Regions from separate parts of the Homo sapiens genome. Here all the other regions are linked to region 1. A link is a loop called in an ENCODE intact Hi-C map of the cell type or tissue named here. Cell type or tissue: mammary epithelial cell. All regions are shown on one strand. Each heading gives the region's core, and the rest is flanking DNA. Links, peaks and the distances in the headings are about the cores only.

Region 1 (4,579 bases), core at 258-4,257:
TGTACCAATGCTAAAGGAATCCTAGCTACAACACAGACTTACATAAAATTAGCACCATGGATGGCATGTGCTTTGAGATGTCATTCGATAGCAAGAATAACAATAACAGCAATAATACCAACAACAAATTGAAGTAAAAATTGACAATTCATTTTTGCTATGTGTCTACCATTGTGTTAGACATTTTGTATGGGTAATTTCATTAAATCTTTACATGAACCCTATGAGGTAGTTGCTATAATTATCCCTATTTTATGGTGAGACAATGGCAGCACCAAGAAAATTTAGTAATCTACTAAAATCTACATAGCTATGAAATGGTTGAGACAGGATTTTAGGACAGTCAGTCAGTCTCCATCCATATCCACCTACCCTTTCCTCCTAGTGACTAATGGATTTACAATGACAGTGGGGATCCATTTGGTGGGGATATATTCAGTGAACACACAGGAGGACAAGATTAGCTGGATTGGATTAAGATGGAATTAATGACCTTGACTTCATTAACTCTGTACTCCACTCAGCTAAATAAGCCTAGTAGATCTGAATGTTTTGGAAAACTTGCCTCTGGGTTGAAGCCTCCTGGCCTGGAAAGAACAAGCTTTAGAAGGCCTTGCTGTCTGTTGTGGGATAGACAGATTAGGTTCACAGAATGAGGGCAAATGAACATGCAAGTGATCAACTGTACTCTTTATAAACTCAATGAAAGCAAGAACAGAGCTCATTCATTTCTGGCCACCACCAGGAAGCTCTCATTTTTTTAGCCTGTGTCTCCAGGGAAGGTTGTTATTTTCATAAAAAATTTATCTCCATATTCATTTTATTTCTTTAAAAATAATGGTGGATTGTTTGAAAACTTTTCTCAGTCTTTTTATTAGCTTCTTGGAAAGTTAGAAGTAGCCCTATGATCTCTAAAATTGGTTTGAATTAGGTGCACAATTAAAAGTTCATCAAATTGGGAAAGATTTGAACTTTCTAACACTGGTTTATCATCATTTTTCTAAAACCAGTATCAACAAAAGAAAAAGGGAAAGCCTACTTCAAGGATCCTATGCAAAGAGCTCTCAGTTTTTTTTCTTGTAATTATTGTCAGCCCTTAAATGTACACATCTGTTGCAATAAGCAAGAGTTGTGGCATGCTCTGTGAAGATGGGCCAAACCTCCTGCAGAACTGTGTGAATGGAATTCAGTATACACTGAAGCCTGAAAATATCATAAGAGCATTCCATTCTTCTCATGTGACTTTTCTTTCTTATTCAGCTGTATTTGGATCTCTGTGGGGAGCAAGTAACAGACTGTGGATTCAATGAAATGGAAAAGCAGGAGAGACTTCCAGAGAGCCTCTTTCCATCCTTCAAGGTCTTCATTTGTCTATAACACTTGATAGATCAGTTTAGTCCAGAATTCACTGATACACAAGAGATTGACCTGCCCTATTATGCTAACATAGAAAGCCCCAAATCAAAACCCCTGCCACTGACCCCGGGCCCCAAGCTCTAGGAGCTGTGAGGTTGAGACAAGAAATTGTGAGAGTCAACAATGGCACTGACAACCATACGTTATTGACTCAGACTGATTGAAAATTAAAGCACCAACCCCAGAGGAAAATTTGCAAAGAAATCAGGATGTGCTCAGATGCTCTGAATTCCTAAGCTCTTGCTTTTGCCTTGACTGGATCATTATAAGTAAAGACAAGTAGAAAAGCTACAAAGTGCATTAGTAAGTTCTTCTCCCTTTTGAAAAGTTGTCATTGACTAAGGTCCTATGTGGAAAACCAGGATGGGATTCGGAGGTTTAACATTAAGTGGAGTCTCTGCCCTTCAACTGATGTGACTTTAGGGAATTCATGTCACTGCTTGATGTCTCTGTTTCAAATTTGTAAAAAGTGAGATAATTATATTTTCTTCCTTCCTGATTTTCCAAGATGATTATCAGTCAGGTTGTGGACAACAATGTGTTGAATTCTGAGCAAAGAAGGCTCCCATGAGATTCAAAAGAATACCTTTTCCCTTACTGTTGTATTTTTCTTTCAGTGTAGTTTGCCTCTAACAGACAACAAAGTAGCACAGATATGTCCTGTCTTGTTCCTGGTATCTTTCTTCTCTCCAAAACATTATCAGTGACTCACCAATAGGAAAACAGAGCTTGGGAGATGGGATTTGTCAGTTAACTTGCACTCCCTCTGCTGGTTGGATGCCTTGTATTTATTTTTCCATGACTCCCAGGCTGTAAGGTTTATTTACTTGTTTTCAGTAAACTTGGAAATTATGCATATTTTTGGAGAGTAATCAACTTAGAATGAATTTGCAATATTCTATGTTTTCCAGTATCTGGAAGTGTTGCCATTTTATTTAGTACAAATGTAAAGGCCAGGTTCATAAAACTGTTTTATCAAGGCAGTATTATCAGGAATTAGCAACTCTATCCAACTCCAACTTTCTATTGGTACCCATGAACAAAGGGGTAAGAAATAAGTACTTATCTGACATCGGCTATCAGTCATTGTCCTTAAAACACTGGAGGAGTAGCTCAGTGCACACAGGAGCAGTCTGATAAAAGCAGCCAGAGCCATCAACTATGTTTACATTAATGAGTTCATAGTAATATGGAAAAATAAACTGATCGGTTATCTTCAGAGGATGATAGAGAAACAATTCATTATTTTGAAAACTGGAAAATAAAGGGAAAGACAAAGCAATTATCCTGTCTTTTCTGTGTGAATTATAGTATGGGGGTAATCTAAAGTAAAGGAAAGGAGTATTTCTTTTTAAAAGTATTCTAGGCAGTAAATGTAAAAGAAATGATAGAATTAGAATATAATTATTCTTCAATCCCTAATCAATTAATGGATCTAGGCATCAAGCATCAAAGGCTACTGACATCACATAAAGAGGTACATCTCGTACCTCCCAATGAAAGAACATACCACCACCTATGAACTTGCCAAAGGTGTTGAATTTGAGTCTGATCAATTCCCTGGATCCAGTTGCCAATTTGCGAAAGACAGAGGAAATGTTGAAATGTAGCATGAGTGTGCATTCAGCAAAATCCAGACTGAGGGAAATTCTACAGGTCAAATGCCCTGAGTTCTTCAACACATATATTGCAAAGAAAAGACATGGATAGAGAAGTCTCTAGAATAAAGGTGACTTAAGAGACATGTCCTTTTTTTCTTTTTTTTAAGGGCAAGTCTTAACCAGAGTGTCTAAGATGCCTCTGTGTGTGATAATACTGTGAAGAAACAGAAGGAAGTGATTACCGTGCTAGTTAGGTTGTGGTTATTTCTGGGAAGAGGGAGGGCACTGAGATTGGAATGAGGCTAATGGAGGTGCTTCAGGGATGCTGACAAACTTTTATTTATTGACCTGGGTGGCAGTTATTGGGTGTTCACCTTATAACTAATTAAGGTATGAATTTGTGTGGGTTTTTTGTTTTATTTTACCATGACAAGTTTTTTTTAAAAAGGCCTCCAGGATGGCCAGCCGCAGTGGCTCACGCTTGTAATCCCAGTACTTTGGGAGGCCGAGGTGGGCGGATCAGCTGAGGTCAGGAGTTCAAGACCAGCCTGGCCAACATGGTGAAACCCTGTCTCTACCAAAAATACAAAAATTAGCTGGGCATGGTGGAACGTGCCTGTAGTCCCAGCTACTCGGGAGGTTGAGGCAGGAGAATCGCTTGAATCCGGGAGGGGAGGTTGCAGGGAGCCGAGATCGCACCACTGCACTCCAGCCTGGGCAACAAGAGCGAAAACTCCATCTCCAAAAAAAAACCCAAAACGGCCTTCAGGATGAGAAGGTGCCTTTCAGCAGCCTCAGTCAGTCCCCCTCCTCCCTATTTCTTTCTGTTCGCCCCCTCCTCTGCCCTCCCATCTCAACCTCTCCATCTTTCTAATCACTGTGATTACTCTCCCTGGTTCTCAGCTCTTGGCCACCCCTTGACTGAGCCTTTGGCATTTCCCTCATGTGGCTCTTTTAGATCCAGATTGAAGTTTTTCTCTGCATGTTGGTTTTGGTGATTGCCTTTGCCTAGTCTCATGTCAAGACCAAGTGGAACAGCTGGGAAGAGAAAACAGAGCCCAGGAAATCTGCTTCTACTTTGCTGGTCTTCAAGGTCGGCCTGCCAGATAAACTCAGTTTCATCAGACTTAATGTTCTCTTAAACGTGTCTCATTGTATATTTTTTACATTTATATGATTTTGTATTTCTTTTAATCTGGTTTATACTGTCAGTTAATTGTGAGTTTAACTTAGGTCTAAATGTTAGACCAAAAAAGATGTAAGTAGATATTTTAGACAAAGGTATTTTAGAAGCAACTAATTTTATTGAGTACCTTTCATATGCCATGCACCAGACTACATTTCTTCACAGGAGTAATAAAAAATAGTAGCCACTATTCACTGAGCACCTAGTATTTATTGAGCACCTACTATGTGCTAGGCAGTAGCAAATAAATATGTTTACATATATTATCCCTAATCCTTCAAAGGGCATTTTATTTCTACAAGATGGGTATCATTGTCCCCATTTTACGGGGAAGGAAAGTGGGGCCATGAGGGTAAAATGATTTGCTTAAAGTCAC
Region 2 (4,579 bases), core at 385-4,384, 110 kb before region 1:
TCCAGGGCAGATCATATGTTAGGCCATAAAGCCAGCCTTAACAAATTTAACAGGACTGAAATGATATTAATTATCTTTCTAAACACAATGGTATAAAACTAGAAAATAAGAGAAATCTTGGAAAATTCACAAAAATGTGGAAATTAACAAGCTCCAGAACAATTTGTGAGTCAAAGAAATTAAAAAAGAAATAAAAATCATCTCAAGACAAATGAAAATGGAAACACAACCTATTAAAACTTCTGAGCTACAACAAAAGCAGTTCTAAGAAGGAAATTAAAGCAATGAATACCAATATCAAAAACACAAGAAGGATTACAAATAAACAACCTAAAATTATACCTAAAGAAACTAGAAAAAGAAAAACTAAACGCAAAGTTAGCAAAAGGAAAGAAATAACAAACATCAGAGCACAAATAAATGACATATAGACTATAAAAGCAATAGAAAAAATTAATACCACTAAGAGTTGGTTTTTGGAAAGATCAACAAAATCAACAAACTCTTAACTAGACAAAAAAGAGAGAAGATTCAAATAAATAGAACCAGAAATGAAAGACATCCCAACTTATACCACAGAAATACAAAGGATCACAAGAAACTACTAGAAACAATTATATGTCAACAAATTGGATAACCTAGAAGAAATGGACAAATTCCTAGAAACATATAACCTATCAAGACTGAATCATGAAGAAATAGAAAATCTAAATAACTAATAACAAGCAAGGAGATTGAATCAATAATAAAAAGGCTCTTATCAAAGAAAAGCCCAGGACCTAATGGCTTTACACCTGAATTCCACCAAACATTTAAAGAATAACAACCCTCGCAAAACTCACAAAATTGAAGTGGAAGGAGTATTTCCAAACCATTTTATGAGGCCAGTGTTACCCTGATCCCAAAGCCAAACAAGGACACTATAAGAACAGAAAATTACAGGCCAGTATCCCTGAGAAACATAGATGCAAAATTTTTCAACAACATACAAGCATACCAAATTCAATAGCACATTGGAAAGGATCATTTAGTATGATCAAATGTTATTCATCCTTTGGATTCAAGAATGATTCAACATACAAATCAATAAATGTGATACACCATATAGACAGAAGAAAGGACAAAAATTATATGGTCATTTCAATAGATGCAGACAAAGAATTTGACAAAATTCAACACTCTTTCATGATAAAAACTCTCAACAAATTAGGCATAGAAGGAATATACCTCAATAAAGGTCATATATGACAAGCCTGCAGTTAACATCATACTTAATGGTGAAAAGTTAAAAGCTTTTCCTCTAAGATCAGGAGTAAGACAAACATGTCCTTTCTGACTACGTCTTTCCAACATATTACTGGAAGTCCTAGTCAGAGCTATTAGGCAAGAAAAATAAATAAAGGGCATCCTAATAGGAAAAGAAGGATTGGAATTCTTTGCCAATGAGATGATATGTAGAAAATCCTAGACTACACTGAAAAACTGTTAGAACTGATTAGTGAATAAAGTTGCAGGACAAAAAATCAACGTGCAAAAATCAGTAGTGTTCCAATACACTAACAATAAACTATCCAGGAAAGGAATTAAGAAACCAATCCCATTGCAATAACAACAAAAATTAAAACACTTAGGAATAAATTTAACCATGGAGATGAAAAATCCCTATACTGAAAACAATAAAACATGGATTAAAGAGGAGGGGCTTCAAGATGGATTAGTAGATGTATCTGGTATTCACCTCTTCCATGGAGAGGAACCAAAATAGTGAGTAGATAATCACACTTTGAATAGATTATCTAAATGAGAACACTGAAAGAGAGAGAGAGAGAAAGAGAGAGAGAGAGAGAGAGAGAGAGCACTCATGCTGGGTGCCACAAACCCCCAAGTCCTAAGCAGTTGCAGCATGGCACATTTTGAGAGCCCGGCTTCTTCCAGACTGTGTCTTGCCCTGGGGCTCAACAGTTTCTGCATCTCTACATCCTTGGTGCCTCACTGACATTCAACAGAGAAGTGATGGGAGGCACTGAAAGCAAGAAGGGAGAAGGAAGTGAAGCAGCCTGTTCAACTAGCATTGGCTAGGAGTCTGGAGAGGCTATCTAATGTGGGTAAAGGGTAAATGAGTGACCCCTAGTGGTCCACTTTCCTGCCATGGACACCTACAATTCTAGCCATGGTAGAGCCCCTTCATATAGGGAGCTTCCTGAGGACTGTGAGGCATTACTCCAGAGAAAGAACTCATGCTTGGTCCCACAAACCCCCAAGTCCTAAGAAGCTGCAGCATGGTGCATTTTGGGAGCCTGACTTTTACCAGACTGTGTCCTGACCTGGGGCTCAACAGTCTCAGCATCTCTACATCCTTGGAGTCCCACTGACATTCCACTGCCCACAACTGCCATCACTAGGGGTTGCTGCAGGGCAAGGCACAAGTGAAGTATGCACTGTCGCTCCTCCTGCTACCTGCCTATGGCTGCTCCCATTGACCATTGCAGAGCTGCAATGCAGCCACAGCTGCCCCCACCTGACCTTTCTGTCAGTGGCCTGGGATCACCTTGCCACTGCTTATAACAGCTAGCACCTGCAGGCACCACTGGGGGTCCTGAGGGCAGGTCTGCCTGAGCCAGCTCCATACCTCCAGTACCCAAGCATGCCATCCGGGGGCCTGGGGATTGCCCAACCCAGTTCACCACCATTGGCACCTCAGCATTCCTCCCAGGATATGCTCCACTCAACCTGCCTCTGCCACTATAGCTGGCACCCAGCTGTATGTGCCACTTGCAGGTCTGAGGTCTGGCCTGCACAGCCCTTCATAACCAACACCAACATGAACTGCTTGATTCCCAGAGAATTTTCCCACCACTGGTCCTTCCATTGCCCATGCCGTGCCCACCACCCAGGGGATGGAGAACCCACCTATCTGTCCAGCCCACTGCTGCCATTCCAGGCACCCAAGCAGGCCACTTGTAGGCCCATGAGTTGGCTGGCTTGTACATGCTAACACCAGTGCCAGCATACGTCACTCTGGGGCCCAAGGCAAGCAAACTCAGCCCACTACTGCCATCCCTGGGACCTGAAGACTAGCCTACCTGGTATCCTTGTCCGAGCAAAACTTCACCACAAGCCTCCACTAACAACCACATCCTAAACCACTGAGGAAATCACAGACACCACTGATGCTGTTTACAGCCAAAGAAATAATACAGCAGCAACACTACTACGTGCATCCAGAATCAAAACCAAAGTGCCTTACCCAACTAACTTCATAGATACATCTTCATGAAAATCCTCCCCTATGAAAGCAAATTAAAACAATTAGAAACAACTGTTACACCAGATGAGGAGATATCAATGTAATGACTCAGGAAGCATAAAAAAGCAAGAAAATAAAACACCTCTAAAGGAACACAATAATTCTCCAGCAACATATCCCAATCAAACGGAAATTTATGAAGTTAAGGACGATGAATTCAATGATATTAAAGGAGCACAATGAGATACAAGAGAATACTGAAAAGCAATACAAAATGATTAGAAAAACAAACCAGGATATGAATGAGACATTTACCAAAGACTTAGATATCGTAAAAAAGAACTAAACAGATATTCAGGAAATGAAGAATGGGTTGAATGAAATACAAAATTCAAAAGCTTCAATAACAGGCTGGATCAAAGAGAAGAAAGATTTCAGAACTTAAAGACAGGTCTTTTGAAATAACCCAGTCAGACAAAAATAAAAATAATCAAAAAGCCTGAGCAAAGCCTATCTGACATATGGAACACCATAAAGCAAACAAATATTCAAATTCTTGGTGTCCCAGAAGGTTAAGTGAAAACTAAAGGGTTAGGAGACCTATTTAACAAAATAATAGATGGAAATATCCCAGGTTTAGCAAAAGATTTAGATGTACAGATACAGGAGGTTCAAAGATCCCCAAATAGATAGGATTCACAAAGTCTTCTCCATGGCACATTATAGTTAAACTGTTAAAAATCAAAGAAAAAGAAAATTATAAAAACAGCAAGAGAACAGTGTCTAGTATCATAAAAGAACCTCATCAGACTAACAACAGACATCTCAGCAGAAACCTTACAGGCCAGGAGAGAATGGGATGATATATCCAAGGTGCAGAAGAAAAAAACTTGCTGCCAAGGACATTATGCCCACAAAGCTATCCTTCATAAATGAAGGAGAAATAAAAGTCTTTCCCAGACAAGCAAAAGCTCAGGGAATTCATCCCCACTAGATCAGCCATACAAGAAATACTTAAGGGAATTCTATACCTAGAAGGGAAAGAACAATAACTACCATGATGAAAATACATGAAAATATTAAAAAAAAAACAACACTGTTAAATAAGATTTGAGATAAAAACTCAAATGTTACCACTACAGGATACTACCAAACCACAATGATGAACAATAAGAGAGAAAGAAAGGAGCAAGGATATATAAAACAACCATAAGTCAACCAATAAAATGTCAGGAATAAGTCCTCACATATCAATAGTAACTTTGAATGTAAATGGATTAAATTTTCCACTTGAAAGATGTAGACTGGTGGAATGGATTAGCAAAACAAAAC
Region 3 (4,579 bases), core at 387-4,386, 370 kb before region 1:
ATGGTGGCCATGGGGGAGAGGGTAATCTCACAGAAGAATTGTAAAATTCAGTGGGAGGAGATAAGAGATTGCTCTGGTAGCAGACACTAAATGTAAGGGATGATGTAGAAATAGAAAATATATTACCAGGCAGTAAGCTCTGACTTAGTGACAAAGCAGGACTTATTGTATTCAGAGGAGACCCATACTGGTACATATCTTCCTTTATGTCCAAGAATGCTTTTTGTGTTTTGATCGAACACCCCAGTATTGACATGATTTTATGATGCTCATCCAACATGGTTTATTAACATATCAATTTGGTTGCATTTTTGGTTAAAGAGCAATTCCCTACATATTAAATATATACATTAGAATCAGAAGGAAAAATGAGGCTAAAACGTGCTAGTCCTGCATTATACAAACATGATTTTATAAAAGGAAGTCTGTGGTATTCCAAAGTGAGCAAACAGTAAATTAAAAGACTATTATTTATATTTCCCCTGAAAACCATTCTGGGATCAGAAATGTGGAAAGAACAGCAAGTGATAAGCACAGGCTTCGGAAATAGGCAGATTTGGGTTCAAATCCTGCACCTGCCACTTACTGGCAGGTAAGGACAAATTACTTAACATCTATGACCCTTAGTGTCTTTATGTATACAATGATAATAACTTACAGTTGTAATGAGGATCAGTTATACTTTATTTGAATTTATAGTAATATATAAATTTATAATTTAAAGTACAAAGCACAGCACCTGATATACATCACACACAGTCAATTATCAATCAATACACTGCCTACTATTATTATAATTAGAAAATGTTATTAATACAAGATGCATAGGAAATACATCACTACCACACTTAAAATATGAACTGCTTGTATCTATGTATAACTTAAGATTCTTTAAAAAATTAATGGGTCAATGGACTTACATAACTTATACATTGTATAGATATTATTTATAGTTTACATATAGGTCGTAAGTAGGTTTGAACAGAGAAAATCAGAGGATGCAGGGACTTCTTTCTCACACAGACTGTATAACTCTGAACCAAAAATAAAATCATAGTTTAGTGGACGGGGTACATAGCTATTCAAATACTGGAACAAATAATTTTAACTACAGTTAGAAATTGTGCTGGCCCACATTAGGGTCTTCTGCTTGGCCTCTACTTGTTGGGACTAAGGCCCAGGAAGAGGTGTTCTTATGAATGTACTTCCAGATTTCAGGAAGATGTGGTACAGGTCTCAAGATCTGTAGCACTTCATTTCCCCTTCCCTCACCTACACGGAGCCCAGGCCATAGACTTCAGCTGGGAAGATAACCCTGTCATCATGGCTTCTCTGCCTGGGTGTCTGGGGAAGACACTGTAATTCGGCCTCTATCAGGCATACTGAGAGAGCTACATTATTGAGGCAAAGACAGATTCATGGACATATTTACTAGAAGCAATAAATAGAAATGACAATGAGCAATATATAGATTTGTTCAATAGTACAGCCTACAATAGAAGTAAAAAGAAAAAAACCAAAAATACCACTATTAATTATGAAAAGAAATGCACGTGTAAGTGTCTGGATACAATGGGACAGGGCAGAGGAGGGAATGAAAAATGCTTGTTAGAGAGCTTTAAAAATTTCCTTTCATTCCTTTTTAGTTGTCAGGTCTATGTGTATCAATATTTTTGTGTATATTCACCAGTCAGCTAGAAATTGATTATATTAATAACTCCTAGAAATATTTAAAATCTTTTTTATTTGTGGCTTTGAATGTATCTACATCTAATTACATCTTGCAAGTATATGATCAACTGAATGCCAAAAGCCTTCAGAGGAACAGCACATCTCTGTTTGTATGTGTGTACATATACAAATAACTTTATATAATTTTATATAAAATTTTAAACAAACACATAACTATATATATAAAACTTTAAGTCTATCACCTCCTCTGATTCCTGTAATAATTTCCTAAGACATGTAAGTCAGGTGTTATTAGTCTCATTTTATAGATGGGGAAATTGAGAATGAGGAATAAAATGAACTGCCAAAGTCACAGATAGCAAGCTCAGTCACAGAGTCCAGAGTGAGTTCCGTTCTCTCTATTCCAATATTTTATTTCCATTTAGCTATGACATCATTCTTAAAAATGCTCTAAGATGTCACAGGCTAAAACTATTGTTTCACTTTTAATACTTGCTATTACTTGAAGGCTTAAATCTTCCTAAACACAGAAATGTTTTTCCCTTTAAGAGTATGTGAACATGGACCAGGTGGGGTGGCTGTAATCCCAGCAGTTTGGAAGGCCGAGGCAAGTGGACCACTTGACCCCAGGAGTTCAAGACCAGCCTGGGCAACATGGTGAAACTCCATCTCTATAAAAAATATAAAAATTAGCTGGTTGTGGTGCCCTGTGCCTGTAGTCCCAGCTACTTGGGAGGCTTAGATAGGAGGATTACTTGAGCTCGGAAGGCCAAGGCTTCAGTGAGCCAAGATCGCACCACTGTACTCCAGCCTGGACAACAGGGCAAGACCTTGTCTCCAAAGAAAAAAATAAAAAAGAGTATGTGAATATGGCTTTCCTTAAAAAAAATTTGGTTTCATGTCCAGAATGAACTTTTATGGCCCAAATATGTGTTGTGAAATTCTGATAGGTCCATTAAAAATGCTTGCACTTAATTCCACTATTTGGACTGCTGAATATAAGCCTTAAAAGTTGACATTTATATTGGCAAGCCCAACAGGGCACAAAATCTATAAATGGCAGTGATGGAGGAGACAGAAATATTTTTTCAAGTACTTCAGCAGTGACGCTAGGGTGCAGCATTGTCCCTTTTCTCTGGCAAGGTAATGCATTCAGAGGAAACAGAACATAATTTTGATGACACAATGCCAGAAACCACAAAGTAAAATCTAAAGGCACAAACCATAGAACTCTACAGCTTCTTTGCTGTTGGCAACCTACGATTGTCAGGACTTTGCCAAAAGCAGAACTGGCTTTTCTTTGGAAGCAGGTCAAACATGCCGGTCAAATGTTCCTTCTGGTCCATTTCACTGGCCTCATGTACTAAGGGGGCACTAACAATGTTAACAAGATTGCAGACATCAGTGCTGGAGGTAGACACAACTGTCAGGTAGTATAAATAAGGGAAAGAAGGTGATGGCTTTCAAGTCCTGGCAAGCTGACTTTAGTCAAGATTCTCTTTCCTTTTAACAGAAGGTCATCAGTATGTCTGCTTTCCCTAGTTTCCTCTTTATGATCACATGCACACAAAATATATTCAACAGTCATGGGGAAAAATAGATGGGAGTTCATCGAGTGATTAAATAACTTGCCATTCAGAAGCAGGGGTAACATGAAGGCTTTGTGTTGAATTTATCCACTGTACAGAGTGGTCAGTAGTAGGAGCAGTAGCATCACCTGCCCTGGACCCAGGAAGCCCCCAGGCATAAAAAACTAGCAAATGTTATTCAGGCCTTAAAGCTACTATGTTCTGACTCAGCAGTAGCACTGGCATTAACAGAAGTCTAGCTGCTTCTAGTCACTAAAAGAACAAAATCAGGTTCCAGTTTTATTAACTGTTTTAAGCAGTCACGCTTGAGTAGACAGTGCTGATATGAAAATCTGTTCTTTAGGGGTGGTTTTTTTTTTTTTTTCAGTCTTACAGACTTCGAATTTCATAAAAATCACTGGGATTCCTATAAAATGTCACAGACCAAAGATCAGGGCTATTTTTGGTCTAGAACTCCCACTTTTTTCCTACTCCACTCCAATTTGGATGGGCCTTTCAAACACAAAAAACCAAAAAAGGATGCCACACTGCATGCTTTGTCAGAAGAAGTGCCCCAGTTACATTCTAGAAACATGAATGCATACATGCATGAACATGCAGACATGAATGAAACTATGTAAATCATCAAGGAGCGATGTAACTGAAACCAAAGAATTTGAGCACAAGAAAGGATCTTATAGAGAATTTAAGTCAGAGTTTCATTTCTCAGATGAAGTTAAGGAAATAAAAGGTTAAATAATTAATGATGAACTCTAATAGTAACAGTAATAGATAACTTTTTAAAGTGCTTACTATGTGCCAGGCACTGTGTAAGCCCTTCACGAGGTGTTTTAAATGACTTTCTCAAAGTTGCAGAGTTATTTTGCCAAAGACTTAGGGTTCTCATTTTCTATTTTGGTGCTCCAAAGAAAAATGAGATGTGTAGCATACCATCCTTCGCCCAGGAAAACAAAACAAAACAACGCAGAACCAACCTGGGTGACCAAGGATACTCAGTGGGGACAGGAAGCTCACTGGACAAGGATGGGTACTTGGTCACCAGGCATCCCATCTCTGATGGTGGGTGCTTTTGAAATGACCACAAGCAGAAAATGTATTTGAACTAAAAGAACTGGAGCTCAGCCACACGAAGAAAGAGGAGCAGCAAAAAGATCCACACAAGCAACATACAAGCTTCCAGAGCAGAGCAGTTAGGGCTCTGCATAAAACGGCACTTCTACCATGTCTCCACTCACCACACAAATAGTAACACTGTCTGCAGCAGCTGCTTGAAGTAAGAAAGACAAGAGATAAACACA
Region 4 (4,579 bases), core at 367-4,366, 300 kb before region 1:
TTTTGACTTTTTAATAATAGCAATCTGATGGTGTGAGATAATATCTCTTGTGGTTTTGATTTGCATTTCTCTAATGATCAGTGATGTTGAGCTTTTTTTCGTGATTGTTGGCTGCATGTACGTCTTCTTTTGAAAAGTGTCTGTTCATGTCATTTGCCCACTTTTTTATCGTTTTTTTTCCTTGTAAATTTGTATGTTTCTTATAGATGCTCCATATTAGACCTTTGTTGGATGCACAGTTTGCAAAAATTTTCTCCCATTCTGTAGGCTGTTTACTCAAAAGAAACATGATAGTTTCTTTTGCTGTGCAGAAGCTCTTTAGTTTAGTTAACTTCCGTTTGTCCATTTTTGCTTCTGTTGCAATTGCTTTTGGAGTCTTTGTCATGAAATCTTTGCCTGTGCCTATGTCCTGAAAGGTATTGCCTAGGTTGTCTTTGTGGGTTTTTATAGTTTTGGGTTTTACATTTAAGTCTTTAATTCACCTTGAGATAATTTTTGTATATAAGGAAGGGGTCCAGTTTCAATCTTCTGCATATGGCTAGCCAGTTATCCCAGCACTGTTTATTGAATAGGGAATCCTTTCCTTATTGTTTGTTTTTGTTAGGTTTGTTAAAAATCAGACAGTTGTAGGTGTGCGGTTTTATTTCTGGGCTCTCTATTCTGTTCCATTGGTCTATGTGTCTGTTTTTGTACCAGTGCCATGATGTTTTGGTTACCGTAGCCCTGTAGTATAGTTTGAAGTTGGGTAGCATGATGCCTCCAGCTTTGTTCAAAAAGAAATATTTAATTCAGCATTTACAAAGCTGAATGACTTTCTCCCCCTCACATAACATCTATTAACATTCTACAGAATTAGTGATCCTTGGAAAACGAGTTGAAAAGCACTACTCTATGACAACGTATGGGGTTGAGCACAAATAATCTAAAATAAAATTTGAAATATATGTATGCATGTAATTTAGTAAGAAAAATAAGAGCTAGTATATCTTGCTTTAAGCAAGCAAAATATATGAAAACCTGGTTTTGCATTAAAAATGAAAGTAAAAGTTAAGAATCCTTCAGGGCTTTGGTATAACCATTATGGGAGTCAATTACCACTATATATTATTACAGATGTAGATGGTGAGGACATCTTGCTATATATCTGTATTAACTATACTATTTTTATTAGTTCAGATATGCTCACATTCAGGTAGTGGCTTTTCTGAATAAATATCTTATTTACTTTCAATTACTTTTTCACGATAAAAGTAGAGTGCAGAACAAATTCTAATTACTTATACTTTCTGGCTGTCTGTACAGCAAATGAGAAGACATTTATTGTAGTATAATGTTGAAGTTCATCAATAATTACTGGGCAATCAACCTACCAAGACAGAAGCTGAGACTATAAAGACAAATAACATATCATGTCTGTCCTGGAAGAGTTCATAGTCAAGCTAGGCAAATGTAAAAAGAAATAACTGTAATACTGTGTGGCTGGAAGTATAATAAGGCATTGAGAAAGTGCTACAGAAACACAGATGACTTCATTAAACAGAATGGGTGATTTATTGCTCCTACAATGAAGTACACACACAATGTCTATGTACAATAAAAATATGACTGCAATCAAGAAACTAATATTTATTGAGCACCTATTACATATTGTAAATGTGCATGCCAGAATTTCTTAATTATCAAATCACTGTTAGTTTCATAGAATTTCATATTGTTCTCAAAAGGAATATAAAATATTTCTTAGATTTTTGGGCAATTTTATTATTCAGAATCAGAGGGAGCCAAACAAAAGTTTAATTTTACATTTTAGAAAAAAGTCTAAGGCAATACCATCATATGCAAGCAATCCCTCAGATTGGTAATCAGAACTATATAGATTACACGTGCTTTCATTTCACAGTTAGAGCCAGCAGAGGGAGTAAACCTCTTCAAAGAAAAGACTGAAGTATATATGGAGAAATGTAAGACTTCAGATGTAAAGAATGCCTTTGATAAAAAAGAAAATTTGAGTACTGAGACACAGATGTCAAATACAGGGAAGTACTTTAACTGTACTTTTAAAACTCATTAAATGTAAGCGTAAAAGCAAGAGCAACCACTGAGTAAACTGAAGGATGCCATCTTATTGCTTTAAAGAGACCCACAGGACTGAAAAGTATTAACTTTCCCATATGAAAGCCCTGTAGGCTGGGCGCGGTGGCTCACGCTGGTAATCCCAGCACTTTGGGAGGCCGAGGTGGGCGGATCATCTGAAGTCAGGAGTTCAAAACCAGCCTGACCAACATGGGGAAACTCCATCTCTATTAAAATACAAAATTAGCCAGGCATGGTGGCACATGCCTGTAATCCCAGTTATTTGGGAGGCTGAGGCAGGAGAATTGCTTGAACCCAGGAGGCAGAGGTTGTGGTGAGTCGAGATCACACCATTGCACTCCAGCCTGAACAAGAGTGAAACTCCGTCTCAAAAAAGAAAGAAAGAAAGAAAGAAAGTTCTGTAAAATGTGTTCTGTAGCAAAATCTGACTGATTGGCATTAACAGGAAGGAATTTCAATAGTCCATGTGCTAATTAGCAAGAGCTACTATCTGATGAGTGCCTGTTTTACTCCAAAGATAAGTCCATATACACCAATCACAGTACCTTGCTGCCTGAATTTCTAAGGCTATGAAACTGCTACCTATGAAGAGTATGAAAATTATCTTGGGCTGGGCACAGCGGCTCATGCCTGTAATCCAGCACTTTGGGAGGCCGAGGTGGGCAGACTGCTTGAGCCCAGGAGTTCGAGACCAGCCTGGGCAACATGGCAAAACCCTGCCTCTACTAAAAATACAAAAAATTAGCTGGGTGTGGTGGTGCGTGCCCGTGGTCCCGGCTACTCTGGAGGCTGAGGTGGGAAAATCACCTGAGCCTGTGAAGTCGAGGCTGTAGTGAGCCGTGATCATCATGCCACTGCACTCCAGCCTGAATTATGGAGTAAGACTGTGTCTCAAAAATAAAAAACAAAAAACAAAAACAACTACCTTAGGAACACAAATTCCTTGTGAATATTACAATAAATTCATTTTTTAACAGAACTACACAGGACTAAGCCTTTCTTTGATTTTCCTCGTGTAGAAGAAAAAATTGAGAGAGAAAAATTTTCTGAATGAAAACCAAGTATTTTTACTCACTTTCATCTCTGGTACATCCACAATATTTTTTCATCTTTGCTCTTCACGGGGTACTTCTTGTACCCTTCTCAGTTGGTATTTTTACCATATTTGGTTCACCTACCAAACAAACTATAAACATAATCTGCATAGTGGAAAATTATTAATAGGAATGTCTGTTTTGCACAGGCCCAAACTCTCTTTTTTGCAGGTTACTATTTTCCCTGTCTTTTGTTTACCTGTGAACCTATAACATGTATAAATAGGAGGTATTTGTTTTTCTTACCTGGGTTAAGAGAAAGAGATACAAGTAGAGAAAGAAATGGGGGTGCCTAGGCTTGAGAATAACTGGATATGGGCTGAGTTCACAGAGAAACCCTGATCAGCACTCCCTCCCAGCCCTATGTGATCCTGTCTCATATGCCACAAGTTCTTTCAAAAGCTCTATTACCTAGTAGCAAAGTGGGCTGGCGTGATCTAGAAGGTGACTCTCAGGACCAACTGGTAGGTTTATTTTTCCATTTTATTATCTGTTTTCTAATTTATTCATTTATGCTTTAAACTTTTCCTGCATCCTAGTTTATACAGGTATATTCTAATTAATTCATCATTATATACTTTAACATGTTTTAATTTTTCATAATGAGTAATATGTAAATACAATCGATGCTTGTTGAAAAGAATTCTTTTTCTTTTGTGCTACTTGGATTGAAGGCTTTTACATTTACAGTCAATCTTTCTTTTCCAGTCATAAAAGCAGTTAGTGCTATGAATTAGCCTCTGTGAATAGCTTTGGTCATATTGTCAGCTTTGATGTAGAGTTCACTGTTGTCATGTGAAGTCACTGTTACACATTAAATAGGCAAGAGAAAAGGGGGATTTTACAGATTGTGAGAAGTTTATAGTGAAATTGGAGTATGGCAAGTTGATAAGCTGAATGGTTGAAATGTCAGTTACCAGGTACCCTTGGGAATAAGTAAAGACCAAGACCCCATGTTGCCTCATGCTCAGTGTACAAAACGTCTGTTCATAATCATTTATGTGGTCATCTACTTGCTGAAGATGATCTAAATATCGGCCATTTATTAGTCTCATCTTTAGTCATCTGTGAACACCACACAGTATAGGGGGTATGTGACTAGATGGACTAAGGGAAAGAGTCCTTGATTGAGATTTTGAAATCTGAGTTTTTGTTCCAGATATACTCTGGATATTAGTTTTAAATAAATATTTATATCCAGATATACCTCTGGATATTAGTTATAAATAACCTTTGTATATTTATTACTTTGCAAAAAAGTAATTTTATATTGTTAGGCCCTAGTTTCTCAACTACAAAATCAAGAAGTCACATTTGATTATTTCTAAAGTCTTTCCAACTCCAGAATCCTATAATTAGAATAAATAAATTCTACATGCTCAGTGACACCA
Region 5 (4,579 bases), core at 427-4,426, 71 kb before region 1:
CTCTCTTCCCATATCTCTCTCTCACTTAGAGGATTGTCAACAATAAGAAAAATACAACCTATCTTCCACTGGCTTAAGAAATAAGTCCTTCATTTCCTTCAAGTGTTTGTTCAAATCTCACTTCTTCAGTGAAGCCAAATTCTCACTTTATTCAACATCAAAACCTGTCCCTTTGATCCTAGCATTCTTGATTCTTTTTGCCATGCTCCTCTTATCAATTTTTTTCTGCTTACTATTTCCTAACATACTATAGAATTTTCTTACTTAACGTTTTTAGTTTATTATAATCTCTCTTGGCTAGAATGTGAGTTCCACAAGGGTAGGGATCTTGTGTTTTGTTCACTGAGCTACTTCAGACACCTAGAATAGGGTCTGGGACATGGTAGATGCTCAACAAATATGATTGCATGAATGAAAGGGAATCTATTATCTTACATAAGAAGAAATCTCAAGTTGAGTGGACCCAGGATTGTTGGTTCAATGGCTCAATGACATAATTTAAAACCATACTTTTTCCATCTTTCCTGTCTGCCATCCTCAGCACTTCAGCTAGGCCTCTTAGGCTGGCTCTTTTCATGTTCGCAAGATGGCTGCTGCAGTTCCAAGTATCACATGTTGACAAGTATCACAGGTTGATAAGACATATGCGGCAACAGCAGAAGGACGGTTGCTAGCTGCTTCTTTTCTGACTCTATTTTTTTTCTTTAATCAGTGAAAAGTCATATATTATTTTTTAAAAGCCACACTTGCATATATAACAACTGAAGTTAAGATAACTGGTTATAGTTGCATTAGTTTCTAAGCTAACCCTTACAAACAAGAATACTTATTCTTTTTTTTTTTTTGAGATGGAGTCTCGCTCTGTCACCCAGGCTGGAGTGCAGTGGCGTGATCTCGGCTCACTGCAACCTCTGCCTCCTGGGTTCACGCCATTCTCCCGCCTCAGCCTCCTGAGTAGCTGGGACTACAGGCGCCTGCCACCATGCCTGGCTAATTTTTTTGAAGAACACTTATTCTTAATATAAGTTACTCAAGTGCAACCATGTGTTAGTTTTGGAAGAAATAAGTCAATGTAAATGTATGAAATGTTAGGAAGGCATTTCTAGGTATAGTAAGTGTAATAATTCAACATTGCTTTTGAAAAGTATAATAGCTAGAAAAATTACTTTTAAAAATCTATAGTAGTTTCTTATTTTGATAAAATTCTTAGAAATAAAACATGAGGAGATCTGCCATGAAGATGACTAATGGGAAGGTGTTCTTGATTATATTAAAGTAAGGCAAAGTATCTTTAAAAACTGTGAAAATGTATTTTAAAATACAAATTTTCTATATGGTATAATATAGCCAAAATATATGAGAGACAATTTATTTGTTTTTTGGCTTAATCGATGGAATGCATATTTTATTTAACCTATGTTATAGGTCAAATGGATTAAAAAATTAACTTTTGCTAAGAAGATGAGACAGTGGTAAGGGGTCTGTTGAACTCATTTAATATTGCTGTTTGAAAAAATAAAGAGTATATGGTGTAAAAATATTAATTTAAAAATGGACTATATTGGTTGTAATCTTGTTCAACATTATCTGTAAGCCTCATGCTTATAAAATCTGAAGCAAGAATAACTACAGATCACCCTGTTAATCCTTTGGGCATTCCTAGTTGAATTAAGTTTGTCCTTGTTAAAGAAATTATCTTTGTTTTTTTTCCCCCTCAGGCATGCATGTAAAACAGTTCCTGTCTCAATGTATGCCTTAGGCAAAAAGTTCAGTGCTCAATTACCTGCTGTCTGAAGTCTCATATTTTGCAGCAAGCAAGTGAAATAGCATTTTAATCAGAAGTCTTGACCTCTGCTCTTCTTTTCCCTTCACAGCACTGCAAGCTATTTGGCATATGAAGGTCTTGACCTGAGAAAACCATCTTGGATAACTGCAGCAAGGAAAAGGAAAAATGCAACACCTAGGAGATTTCAGTAAACAGTAGAATCATGCCAACCTAATCTGTGTTAAAATGCTTGGAATGTGGGAGCCGCTGATGATGCCTCTTGTCTGTGTGTCTGACTGAATCCTTTCTTTTCTCAGAGCAGCAAAGCAAAGCCTGGGAACCAGGCCAAATGCCTGCCACTTACCTTAAATTGATCAGCCACTTTGAGATTAAAACCCCTGAAAGCTGCCACACCGTGAAAACAAGGCCTCCTTCACATTAAAGGCAAATTGCGACTTTGGGTTTGCTGTGATCTTTTTTCCATTTTATCCAGTTTTTCACAGTGCACTTTTTTCCCCCTTTCCATTTATGCTCCAATATAGAAGCCAATAGTTACAGCATCTTGGCCAAGCATTCATTAAGGTTTATAAGAACAAAATTTATGGTTATTTAGGAGTTGGCACAAAGGCAGACTGTTGCTGGAAAAAGAAAAAGAAATACAGGTGGGAAATAGAAGCCTCCACAAAGGCCCACACTATACAGTAGTGTACTAGACTCTAGTAGTGGGCTGGGAGGAAAATGAAATAGTATTTGAAACCAGCTACTCTTCTATTCTGAATCATTCTCATTTATGGCTCTGCAGATTATTGAAACAAGTATACTGGTTATTCCAGGAGATTTTTCTGTCTTGGGTAAATGCTACCATTTACAGGAGCTGACAGTAGAGATAAATAGATGTGTGCCAATCTGAGTGATCTGGCAGTTTGGCTAAAGGATAAAGTGCATTTAAAAAAGAAATATATATATATATATAATTTCTATATTTATATATAGAAATATATATCTATATATTGCTATATAGATAGAATCATATATATGATATATATGACTCATATATGATTTTTATATATGATATATATATGATATATATATATGATATATATATATGATATATATATATATATGAGATATATATATATATATATATATATGATATATATATATATATATATATATATATGATATATATATATATAAGATCAGGATAAGGGCTTTCCCGTAAAGAGAAGAGTCACATTATCCTCCTTAGTGGACCTTACATAATGCTGAGCCTGTGTTCCCAAAAATCTAGGGTGTGGGTAAAACACACCCTTAATCTTAGAATTCGGGTAGTAATGTGGAATTCTGATGCAGGCTGGAAGGCTTTATTCTCCTTCAGGAAATACTGTTAATGATTCTTCTTCCTTTAAAAAAATACCCTGGCTTTCTTCACTAGGGGAATAAGAAAGCTCTTTGCCCTATCTTTTGCAATATTTATTAAGTAAGCCCTTTAAAAATATAGTTTAGTTTCTACTCATTGTTGTCTAAGAACTACCTAGAGTACTATCATTTATTGAAAAAATATACAGCTTCAGTGTTTCATGATGTAAACTGTTCCTAAAATATCACTTATTTTAGCTGCACTGGTAACTCACTATGTGACTTGGGGCAGGTTAATTTACATGTTCAGCCATCTCCCATTCTCAAATAGGAATACTAATAACGATTATAATAATAAAACATACTATTCCACTGTGATGAGGTAGACTGTGATGAAGTATTTGCTTCTACTTCCATAACTTTGCATATGCTAGAATATTTTACCCTTTCCTCCCCATGAAATTAAGTTCATCAGTTTTACTGATACTGTTTTGAAAACCTTCCACCTGATTCTTTTTATTCCTGTTTATCAGCATCACTTCAACATGGATACACATACTGATATTTTGACCCGCATTTGTTCACAGGTTGCTCTGCAGCAGACCTATTTAATTGTGCATGGATATAAGTGATTCATCCTAACTATACATGCTTAAAGCTCCCCAGGGGAAAGGGGAATGACCTTCCTGATATCTCTCCACCATTCTTGTAACAGTCCTCTGTTCTGAAAAGACACTCATTAAATCTGGAAAATTGAAGATGCACAGAATCTTTTGTGTCATTTCATAAAATGCCAGCTACAACTCTGGATGCATGAGCACACATGTGACCATCACTTGCAAATAATACTGATTATTTCTGAGCCTGGGTTAGTCTGTTTAGCAATCATAATAAGACATTTGCCTTGTTTTGCAGAGTGTCAGAAAGCCACAGCCATGATAAAAGGAAACACAGAAAAAGCTATGGCTCAGTGTGTTGGTCAACTCTGTTTCTGCCCCTTTTTAACCAGTTTGTCTTATAAGTTTGTCGTTAAAATTTTCCATCACACCTAATAGACTTTTATCTTGATCATCAATTTTATAACTTCCAAGTCTTCATACTTCATATTTCCTATTAATTGTGATTGTTCTGTGTTTCTTTTTTTTCTATTTTTTTAAAAATTATCTTTAAGTTCTGGGGTGCATGTGCAGAACCTGCAGTTTTGTTACATAGGTATGCATGTGCCATGGTGGTTTGCTGCACCCGCGAATCCATCCACTACTTGAGGTATTTCTCCTAATGCTATCCCTCTCCTAGCCCCCCACCCCGACAGGCCCTGGTATGTGATGTTCCCCTCCCTATGTCTATGTATTCTCATTGTTCAACTCCCACTTATGAGTGAGAACATGTGGTGTTTGGTTTTCTGTTCTTGTGATAGTTTGCTAAGAATGATGGTTTCCAGCTTCATCCATGTCC
Region 6 (4,579 bases), core at 438-4,437, 84 kb before region 1:
TAGACAGATATAGATGCAGATAGATAGATACATGTATAGAAAGATAGAGATGTGTGTGTACACATACAGATAGACACACACACACACACACACATATGGATTGGCTTGTGTGATTGTTGGGGCTTACTAAGAAAGTCTGAAATCAGTAGAGAAGGTCTTTAGAAAGGGAATATCATAGTGTGAAACTTCATATTCCTTTGGGAGAAGCCTCGGTCCCACTTTTAAGGCTTTTCAACTGATTTAATCGGGTTTACTCAGATTATTTAAGATAATCTCCCTTATTTAAGGTCACTTGAGTAAGGGCTTTAATTATATCTGCAAACTACCTTCACAAGAAAACTAAGACTAGATGTTTAATTGAATAATTAGATATTGTAGCCTAGCCAAGGTAACACCTCAAAAAAGTCATCATATATACAAATTAAAAATTTACATACAGCAAAAGACACTGTGAACAGAGATAAGCAATATGCAAGTAAAATATCTATACAATATAGGTAATAGACAAAGGATTAATATTCAGAAGTTACTGAGTTCCCCCAAATCAGCAAGAAAGACAAGAATTAGTTGATAGAAAAATGGGCAAAGGATATGCATAGGCAATTTACACACAAATTTTCATAGTCTGATGAAAAAATACAAGAGAATGCTCAAATTCACTACTAATTAGGGAACTGAAATGTAAAGCAATAGCTAATTTTTCCTTATTATTTTAGCAAACATTTAAAATTATGGATAGCATCAAAAGCAGGCAAAAATGCAGATTAATGGGAACTCCTGCTAGGAATCTGTCCTTTCTTACTTTCTTTTTTAATCACTAAGCTCATATGTTTGATTGTTATGGTTGAGTCTCCCAACTAAATTCCGTGATTCTTTCCTCCCTATCTGAGTTCAGCTTGCATAGTACTACTAGATACATCTTAATCCTCTCTCTCTTTTTCCCTTACATACACACAGACAATGCCTTAACATTATTTGTAATAGCCTCAGCCTGGAAACCACTAACTGTCTAACAACTATAGCATGGATAAATAACTTGTGATATATTCATGCAACAGATTATTTATAATAAAGAAATTGACTATGAACTACAAGAATCAGCATGGATGACTCCTCAAAAATACTGTTGGGTAAAGAAGCAAAACAACAAAGAAAACATCAAGCATGATTGTATCTGAACAAAGTTCAAAAACGGCAAAACTAAACTATCTTATTTAGCAATGCATACCTAGGTGGTAAAAACAAAGTAAAACAAAGAAATGGTTATTCCAAATATTTGGGTAGCAATTACCTTATGGTTTGGGAATGGTGGATGCGGAGGGAGAAAGTTGTGATTTGGAAGTTAAACTCAGGAGATTTCGAAGTTAAACTCAGGAGATTTCAAAGTTAAACTCAGGAGATTTCTGGGGTGCTTTCGATCTTAGACTTCTTGACCTTGATGGCAATGACATGTTAAACAGAACATACATGTTTTACGTTTTCACTCTATTTGGTTATAGTTGATAATTTTTTAAATTTAAAAATACCACAAGGGAACTTCCTGAGGTGCTGGTAGCTATTTCTTGACATGAATGGTGATTGCATAACGTGTGATTTAAAAAATTAAATTTACTTAAAATTTCCACACTTTTCTCTTTGTTCTATTTGGCTAAAAAATTGTAAAAATAAAGTAGATAAAAAACCTTTATGAATTACTCCCTCCCTACAGAATAAAGATCAGATCCCTAACCTTTCAAAGTCCTCCATATATTGACTACCACAACCTTTCTAATCCTAACTCCCACTACTGCCTTCATAGAAACCAATAATAATAATGATAGCCCAAAACAAAAGTAAAAAACCCCAAAAAACCCCAACCTTCAAAACTGCAAACAAAATTAAAAAGTCCACAAATACACTAATTTTACTAAATTTCCTTTAACAAAAAACTTGACCTTGCCTCTTTTTATTCTTTATTTGAAGGATTTTGAATTGCCTACCACATGTTTTCCTAAGATGAATCAGAGCAGGATGACATGCTTGTTTAGTCTTTGATGATAATGAATATGTATTTACACGATTGTCAGAAAGAACACATTTCTCCCAAGTTGTTACCTAACTGGTATTGTGTGTTTAAGAATTTTCTTTCTGATTTAAACCAGCTAAAGCCAGTTTTTTAAAGGACATATATATATATATATATATATATATATATATATATATATATATATATATATATATATATATATATGATGTTAGATATTGGTTTGTGCCCAAGAAAACACAGGGAAAACTAAATAACCCAAATCAAGCCCTGAGTATTCATGTGCAGACTATCAGCTTCACACTTAGTCATAGTCAACTTCACACCTAAATGCCATTGAAAAGAAGCAGGGCCAAATGTTCCTGGAAAATGGGACTCTTAGGTTCACAGACGTTTGCTGAAAATACCTGAGCCCCATGCTTTGGGGAGATTTCACTAAGAAGATTGATATGCAGCTTCCAGGGGAAAGAATGAAGGAGGGGCAGGATGTGGTCTTGGTGAATCAGAAGCGGCCCTCCTTCCCCACCCCTCTTCTGAGTCAGCATGCAGCCACATGGCCCCACATGGTGCAGTTCTGGTTCTCGGATGAGCTGTCATATGGGGTCCTCCCTGTCTGCCTTTATTAAAGCACTTGGTGATTTCCAGCAGCCCTATTTGTCATATAAATAGTTTTGTTCTGTCTATAAATTAGTCAAGCAATTCATTTTTGAATCTTTCTGATAGTGACACAGTGACATGAAGTGTTGTTGGGTTTGCTTGTTGTTGGATTTGCTTGCCTCATTTGGTCCTTTAAATGGTAAAGTAACATCACCCGTTTGTAGACAGCCTCGCAAAAATTTGAGCCTTTGGTTTTGGAACCAAGTCAGCTGGGTTCAAATTCCCACTTGCCACCTTCCAAACCTGGGATTTTTTAAGTGCATATATTCCTTTTTGCCTTAGGGCATGAAACATGTGCTCAGCACTTGGTTGCTGCAGTGGGAACTGAGAGTCATTCTTGCTGGTCGTGCTGGTGGCAGAAGTTATGGCAAGCTCCCACAGAGCAGTGGCAGACTTGCCAGTGCCCGTGTCTGGGCTCCAGGTCTGGCAGTGTGGCAGAGTGGGCCACACTCACCAGTGCTGGGCAATAAGACAGTGTTTTCACATTGGACCAGCTCCATTACTTGATCTGGGGTATTGTTCATGGCTACAGAGTCCTCACATTGGCAGTCCTGGCAACTCTGGGAGTTCTGCAATGCCCTTTTAAGCACATTCCCTTTTGCTTAAACGAAAGTTGGTCTCTTTTAATTGTAATGAAAGATATTGACTGATATAGTGACCTTGTGAAAATTTACTTTCTCATCTATAGAGTAGCTTAATAATAGCCATCTCTAAGGGTTATTGGGAGATTTCAATATATTAATGCATGATTTGCATTAATCCACACTAACTATTTAGTCCACACTATTATCCACCCTAACTATATTCATCCACAATAACTATTTAGTCAGTGTGGTGTCTGGCACTAAAATATTAGTTATTAATTATTAATAATGTGCTGGGCACAGGAAGAGCATTGGACTGTCTGTAATGAGAGTGCGTCTTTTTATCAGGAGGGCCTCACTGTTTTAGGGTTAGGAATGATAGGATTAAAAGTAATTTGGGAATTTTTATGACTCATGACTTTATGGTTGGTTGATTTAGGCAACGATATAGCTTTTGTTTCACTTATTAAATTTAAATTTAATTTATGGACTTGTAAGGGCATAAATTTAATTTTACAGCTTGATTTTGACACAAAGCAAGATACTGAACATTAACACCACCACAGAGGCCTACTATGTGCTCCTGTCCCTGTTGTTACTTCCTCCAAAGGTAACCACGGCACAGATTCCTATTACTATAAATTAATGTTGCCTGTTTTTGAATTTTATTTGAATGAGATTACATAGTATATACTCTTTTGTTGCTAAATGTTATACCTTTGAGGTTCATTAATGTTTTTATAGATAGATATAGTTTTCTTCATTGCTAAATTGTATTCCATTATACATATATACTACAATTTATCTATTCTATTGTTAATGGGTAATATAGTTTGGCTCTGTGTCCCTACCAAAATCTCATGTCAAATTGTATCCCCAGTGTTGGAGGAGGGGCCTTGTGGAAGGTGATTGAATCACGGGGACGGACTTTCCTGTTGCTGCTCTTGTGATGGATTTCTCACAAGATCTGGTTGTTTGAAAGTGTGTAGCACCTGCCACTTCACTCCCTCTCTCTCCTCCTGGCCATGTGAAGACTGTGCCTGCTTCCTCTTTGTCTTCCACCATGATTGTAAGTTTCCTGAGGTCTCCCCAGGAGCAGAAGCCTATACATCCTGCAGAACTGCAAGCTAATTAAATCTGTTTTCTTTATAAATTACCCAGTCCCAGGTATGTCTTTGTAGCAGTGTGAGAATGGACTAATACAATGGGCATTTGGGTTGCTTCTAGTTTGGTGCTATGGAGAATAATGTGCTAGGAATATTCTCATTCTCATAACTATCATTTTGTGCACATATGTATGCATTTCATTTAATTT
Region 7 (4,579 bases), core at 158-4,157, 55 kb after region 1:
TCAATTATTTGCAAAATGACTTAAAAATATTTTTGAAAATATTTTAAAAAATTTAAAGGGTTTATTGGCCCCAGATGGTAAATGGTGATTTTTTTTCCTGGTATAATGAAGGTAAATGAGCTCTACTTGATGTATTTCAGTACATGTATCAATGTACATCAATAAGTGAATGGATAAAGGAATGACTCTAGACCCAATCAGTAAGAATATGAGGTGACTTTCAAAAAGAATATACAATAAAAGAAAGCAAGATAGAAAGGAGATCAAAGTGAAGGAAAAATACTTCTTTATTTTCAATTTCAGTGCTTGAGAAATAGAGCCAAATATAGCTACTGGTTGTAGCAACTACTGCAGTCTCCTTAGCTACAGAGAAGCCATGATGGCTCCTGTGCTGCTCATCAAGATTTCAAAGTTACAAAGTGAACCCAACTCCATGCCCAGTTCAGTTACAAAGTTGGAGACGGAGTTGTGCACACCTACAGGTATGTTATCTGAAAGAAGACATTGTGAGAACATAGAGCCTCATGACTTTGAAAAAAATATATTATACATCAAAATGCAATTTTTAATGAGTCTGCTTTCTGTTCCTATAAGCCAACTCCAACTCACTGCTTTGCAACTTGAGCCTTTATTCTTTATGCAACACTTATACTTCATTTCGTGCTGCCTTTCCCTTCTCAGTTGACAGTTCCAGTTTCCACAGAGGCAAAAAACAAAAACAAAAACAAAAACAAAAAACAACAACAAAAACAGCTGCATTTAAATATATATTTAAAATTTATGATATATATGCAAGGATGTTTATGGCAGCATTATTGATATTACTGAAGAATTTGGGATAACTTTAATGACCATAAATATGGGAAGGACTAAATAAAACATACACTGATATTCTGGAATATTATGGAGCCACTACAAATAATATAATACTGGTATTAAAGGCTATTCATGATTACATTTCTGAGTAAAAAGGAAGTTATAGAACAATATGTTTAACAAGATCCCATTAAAAAGAAGCGATCCTCTCTCTATAGGTACATTAAATGTATATTGCATGTATACAAGCATATGCAATACACACATATATTTTATACACATATATATTATACAGTATATGTGTTTGTGTGTTTAAAAAGACTGGAAAGATACTTGTTGGATTTGTAAGTGATTATTCCAGGGGAGTGGGAATGGAGGTAATTTTTACTTTTAATTTTAAACATTTTGGTATTGTTTTCTTTAACAAGAAGGTGATACATTAATAATTCAAAACTTTTTTTAAAGATAGAGCATATCTGCTATTGAGAGTGTACTTTGTAAGTGATGTCCATTTTTTTTCTCTTTCTCTCTCTTTTTTTTTTTTTGTAGAGATGGGGTCTTGCTATACTGCCCAGGCTGGTCTAAAATTCCTGCCCTCAAGCAATCCTCCTGTCTTGGCCTCCTAAAGTGGTAAGATTACAGGCATGATCCACTACACCTGGCTGGATGTCCATTTTTATGTATCTTCTCTAAAAATGCATTATGTGTACAACTGGGTCTTCAGTATCTGACTTTTCATCCCAGGCTCAAATGTTTCCTAGACTCTTAAACATGCCATTGTCACTTCTGAAGCATAGAAAAGGCACAGAGAGATAAAATGATTTAAAAAAAATCATCATCCAAGTTCTTGATAGTGGTAAGTCAACAAACTAAATCATAATTAATATTTTGCTTAGCCACCGATGAAGTGATATCAAATCTTATTAAATATGATTAATTAAAGCATTGTTGTAAATAAACACAAATCACTGACCACCTCAAAGCCTTTGCAGCCACTTTTGAGAAGTGCAGCTCTAAGACTAACTTGGATTTTTCCACTCCCAGTCTCATCCTCAGACAGCCCAATTACTGGGAAACACAAGGCTGAATTTGAAATTATTTTATGGGGGCGATTTTTCTGTCCCCTTACCCCCAGTTTCAACTCAATTAAGGATGCTTTCTTGTTTGGCGATTGCCCGATTGTGGGATATCTTCATATAAATTCCCCCAAAATGGAATCATGGATAGATATGTTGTAACAAACTGCACATTCCCTGATGTTTGCTTTTTTCGAAAATGCGTTAGTTCTACCTTCTTTTTAAAAATTCATTAATTCATTTATTTCTGCAAAGAGGGAGCGCCTTTAAGTCAACACACACACACACACACACACACACACACACACACACACACACACACACACACGAATACCCAGGTACTCAGGCCCATGCAGTCAGTCATTTACTAAATCAATCTAGGCTGGAGAGACTGTCATCCTTCAGCCCTACAAAGGGGCTCAGTGTGTGCATCTTGCGCGGAATTAGTGCAGGCAAACAGTTCCTGGAAGGGTGAACAGCTAGCTCATGTGTAAAATGATCGCACATCGGTTCCCCAGCTGCCGCAGCCCAGCGCCGGAGCCGGAGAGGCCAGGGAAGAGCCTTCCCCCGAGGCCAGCCAGGCAGAGACGCGGGAACATAAAACACATTCCAGCGGTTGGCATCTGGGCGCGCAGCTGCCAGGCGCAGCCACTGTGTGGCCGCGGGGGCTGCGGAGCGGGCGGGGGCAGAGCAGGTCCGGCGCCAGGCCTGCAGAAAGCGGCCTGCGGGCCAGTTTGGCTCTGCAGGCTGTGGCCTCATTACTGAGAGCAACAGTTTTATCTAGAAAGTGTGCTGTGGGGGATTTTGGAATCCTCCTCTGGGGCGAGGGCTTGGGGAGTAGCTTTGGCACTCCCAAGGCTCTGGGGTCGGGGAGCATTCCATGTACCGTGGTGTTCATGACTCAGGCAAAAGGGAAACCCCAGAATTACCACAAAGCTATCCCAATCCTGGCTTGGCATCACCAATCAGCTAAAAGCAATGTTTTCATTTAGCATTTAGGAGTGCACGTTTGTGTCTGTGTATGCGTATGCATATTTTTAAGAATGAATTCTCCCGATTTTCATCTTTGCAAATAGATTGGGGGTTGGGGGTAGACGGCCGGTAATGCCTATTAGAACTTCAAGGGATTGGTTTTCACATGAGAGAGCTTCAGAGATGAGAAATCGCTGAAATTATCTGGTAGCAGCTTCTGAGGGACATTTACCGTGGATTCACTTTTACATTTCAGTTCATTTGAAAGCCAGTATGGTTAAATTAACCAAAATCTAAATTAAAAAAAAAATTCCACGATTCTTCCAGGCCTACTTCACATCATCAAACCAGGCCCTGCTGGAGGCCCCATTAAAATGGCAGCTCCCACTGAGAGAGAGACAAAAGCCCCCTCTCTGAATGGGGATGCTGAAACAGTGATGGACTCTCAGAACTGCTTTTTTTTTTTTTTAATCCATTAAAAAAAAGTTACCTCTGCATTGACTGTGAGAGAGTATTTATTTCGCTCTCCACACTGTGGGAAACAGAGGCGTTCTCCCTTATAAGGACACCCAGACCTTCTTGGGAGAGGAGAGAAATATGAATCCATAACATGGCTGAACAAATTCCTCCTCGCAACTGAATTCATGGAATGTTTCAGACGTGAACAGCTTAATTTTGGTGTGGTCTGGGACAAATTAATATGACTCAAATCCCACCTCACAGAGGAAGCATCTCCTGATGAAGTGGGTGGGGTGAGTACACTCACTTCCTTCAAAATTCTGTCTAACAATCATCTCTATTAAATTTCAATATGTCTCACCCTCTCCCCCAGCAAGAAAAAAAAAACAAATAGGGAAATCAAGAACAAACTAAAAATATATCTAAAAAGCCTAACTGCAAAGTGTTCAGCAAATGATTATGTGAAATTTTAGGCTGTATGAATGATAATGAGTTTGTATACAACAGAATAAAAGCTTCTAGAGGGTAGTCCAGAAACTGTATTTTGGGAGTGAATACATTAAACAAGATCACTCTTCTAGGTTCTCATGAAATCCCAGTTATCGTTATTCCAACCCGGAAGGCTTAGGGATGAACAAGGACATATCATTCTTTTCTTCCAGAGGATGAACTGGACTTTTCACCTTAGCATTTAATCGGACACCACTCTTTTCCCATAGAGGTGCTCAGTCTCTAGCAGGGAAGGCCATTTATACATGAAAATGAACTGTAATGTTATCCTCTCCAGGACTAAATTTATTTACTTTTGTAAAATGGGAATAATTTCTTCACGCTTTCAAAGTGGAAAAATGATTGCTAGCACATATGGGAGTAGATTCTTGAGTGAAAGTTACTATAAATATTAAATATACAGTGGGATTTAGGAACCCACTTGCATGTGGCTCACACACATTACCTTATATTTACAGAAGGCAGTGGTGAGAAAGATTACTTTTCAATGATCAAAAATAGAAATCACGTTTATTTGGCTTTGAACTGCATCATATGCTTGTTCTTTCTACATATTTAGCATGTAATTATGTTTGGGTTTGGTTTGTGTTAAAAATTAGATTACATTTCCTGAACCACTGATAATCAGCAGAAGTTCTTCAAGAAGCAAGATGGGTTGTTAGGCACTTTGAGGTGGAATGCCAGCCAAGATGCCATTTTTGAGATGCCCCTGGGCTCTATAAGCACAGGAGACCATTAGAGACCAT

What was found. A loop is a pair of places that touch in the nucleus more often than their neighbours do. Peaks named below come from ENCODE experiments on the same cell type or tissue, not always from the same donor. Only the 100,000 strongest peaks of a DNase experiment are listed, where the experiment ranks them.
Region 2: it touches region 1 in a loop (10-fold over the local background); 2 of 110 quality-filtered maps call a loop at or near these places.
Region 3: it touches region 1 in a loop (13-fold over the local background); 24 of 110 quality-filtered maps call a loop at or near these places.
Region 4: it touches region 1 in a loop (9-fold over the local background); 9 of 110 quality-filtered maps call a loop at or near these places.
Region 5: it touches region 1 in a loop (3.0-fold over the local background); 4 of 110 quality-filtered maps call a loop at or near these places.
Region 6: it touches region 1 in a loop (9-fold over the local background); 4 of 110 quality-filtered maps call a loop at or near these places.
Region 7: it touches region 1 in a loop (2.3-fold over the local background); 6 of 110 quality-filtered maps call a loop at or near these places.

The regions. Positions count from the first base shown.
Region 1 is chr7:92,986,097-92,990,675 of GRCh38, forward strand. No RefSeq gene overlaps it. Among named protein-coding and RNA genes, the nearest start is that of SAMD9, 130 kb to the right of the region's middle. In mammary epithelial cell, for the core only: a CTCF peak has its summit at 2,199 (motif pointing left); a DNase peak (open chromatin) is centred at 2,135; H3K27ac peaks cover 1,292 bases.
Region 2 is chr7:92,878,267-92,882,845 of GRCh38, forward strand. All of the region lies in intron 1 of CDK6-AS1 (CDK6 antisense RNA 1), which reads left to right. Among named protein-coding and RNA genes, the nearest start is that of CDK6, 44 kb to the left of the region's middle. In mammary epithelial cell, for the core only: CTCF peaks have their summits at 2,142 (motif pointing left) and 2,371; no DNase peak of the experiment used is centred there.
Region 3 is chr7:92,618,378-92,622,956 of GRCh38, forward strand. The region is part of intron 6 of CDK6 (cyclin dependent kinase 6); the gene reads right to left. Among named protein-coding and RNA genes, the nearest start is that of FAM133B, 30 kb to the left of the region's middle. In mammary epithelial cell, for the core only: a CTCF peak has its summit at 2,818; a DNase peak (open chromatin) is centred at 2,874; H3K27ac peaks cover 1,633 bases.
Region 4 is chr7:92,689,801-92,694,379 of GRCh38, forward strand. The region is part of intron 4 of CDK6 (cyclin dependent kinase 6); the gene reads right to left. Among named protein-coding and RNA genes, the nearest start is that of FAM133B, 100 kb to the left of the region's middle. In mammary epithelial cell, for the core only: a CTCF peak has its summit at 1,917 (motif pointing right); a DNase peak (open chromatin) is centred at 1,921; H3K27ac peaks cover 315 bases.
Region 5 is chr7:92,914,963-92,919,541 of GRCh38, forward strand. CDK6-AS1 (CDK6 antisense RNA 1) reads left to right here. Exons shown (of 2, transcript NR_110088.1): 2 at 1,875-2,225. Among named protein-coding and RNA genes, the nearest start is that of CDK6, 81 kb to the left of the region's middle. In mammary epithelial cell, for the core only: no CTCF peak of the experiment used is centred there; a DNase peak (open chromatin) is centred at 2,019; H3K27ac peaks cover 1,698 bases.
Region 6 is chr7:92,901,947-92,906,525 of GRCh38, forward strand. The region is part of intron 1 of CDK6-AS1 (CDK6 antisense RNA 1); the gene reads left to right. Among named protein-coding and RNA genes, the nearest start is that of CDK6, 68 kb to the left of the region's middle. In mammary epithelial cell, for the core only: no CTCF peak of the experiment used is centred there; a DNase peak (open chromatin) is centred at 2,555; H3K27ac peaks cover 2,657 bases.
Region 7 is chr7:93,041,084-93,045,662 of GRCh38, forward strand. No RefSeq gene overlaps it. Among named protein-coding and RNA genes, the nearest start is that of SAMD9, 75 kb to the right of the region's middle. RefSeq lists an enhancer at 2,778-3,509. In mammary epithelial cell, for the core only: a CTCF peak has its summit at 2,559; DNase peaks (open chromatin) are centred at 2,768 and 3,548; H3K4me3 peaks cover 519 bases; H3K27ac peaks cover 2,448 bases.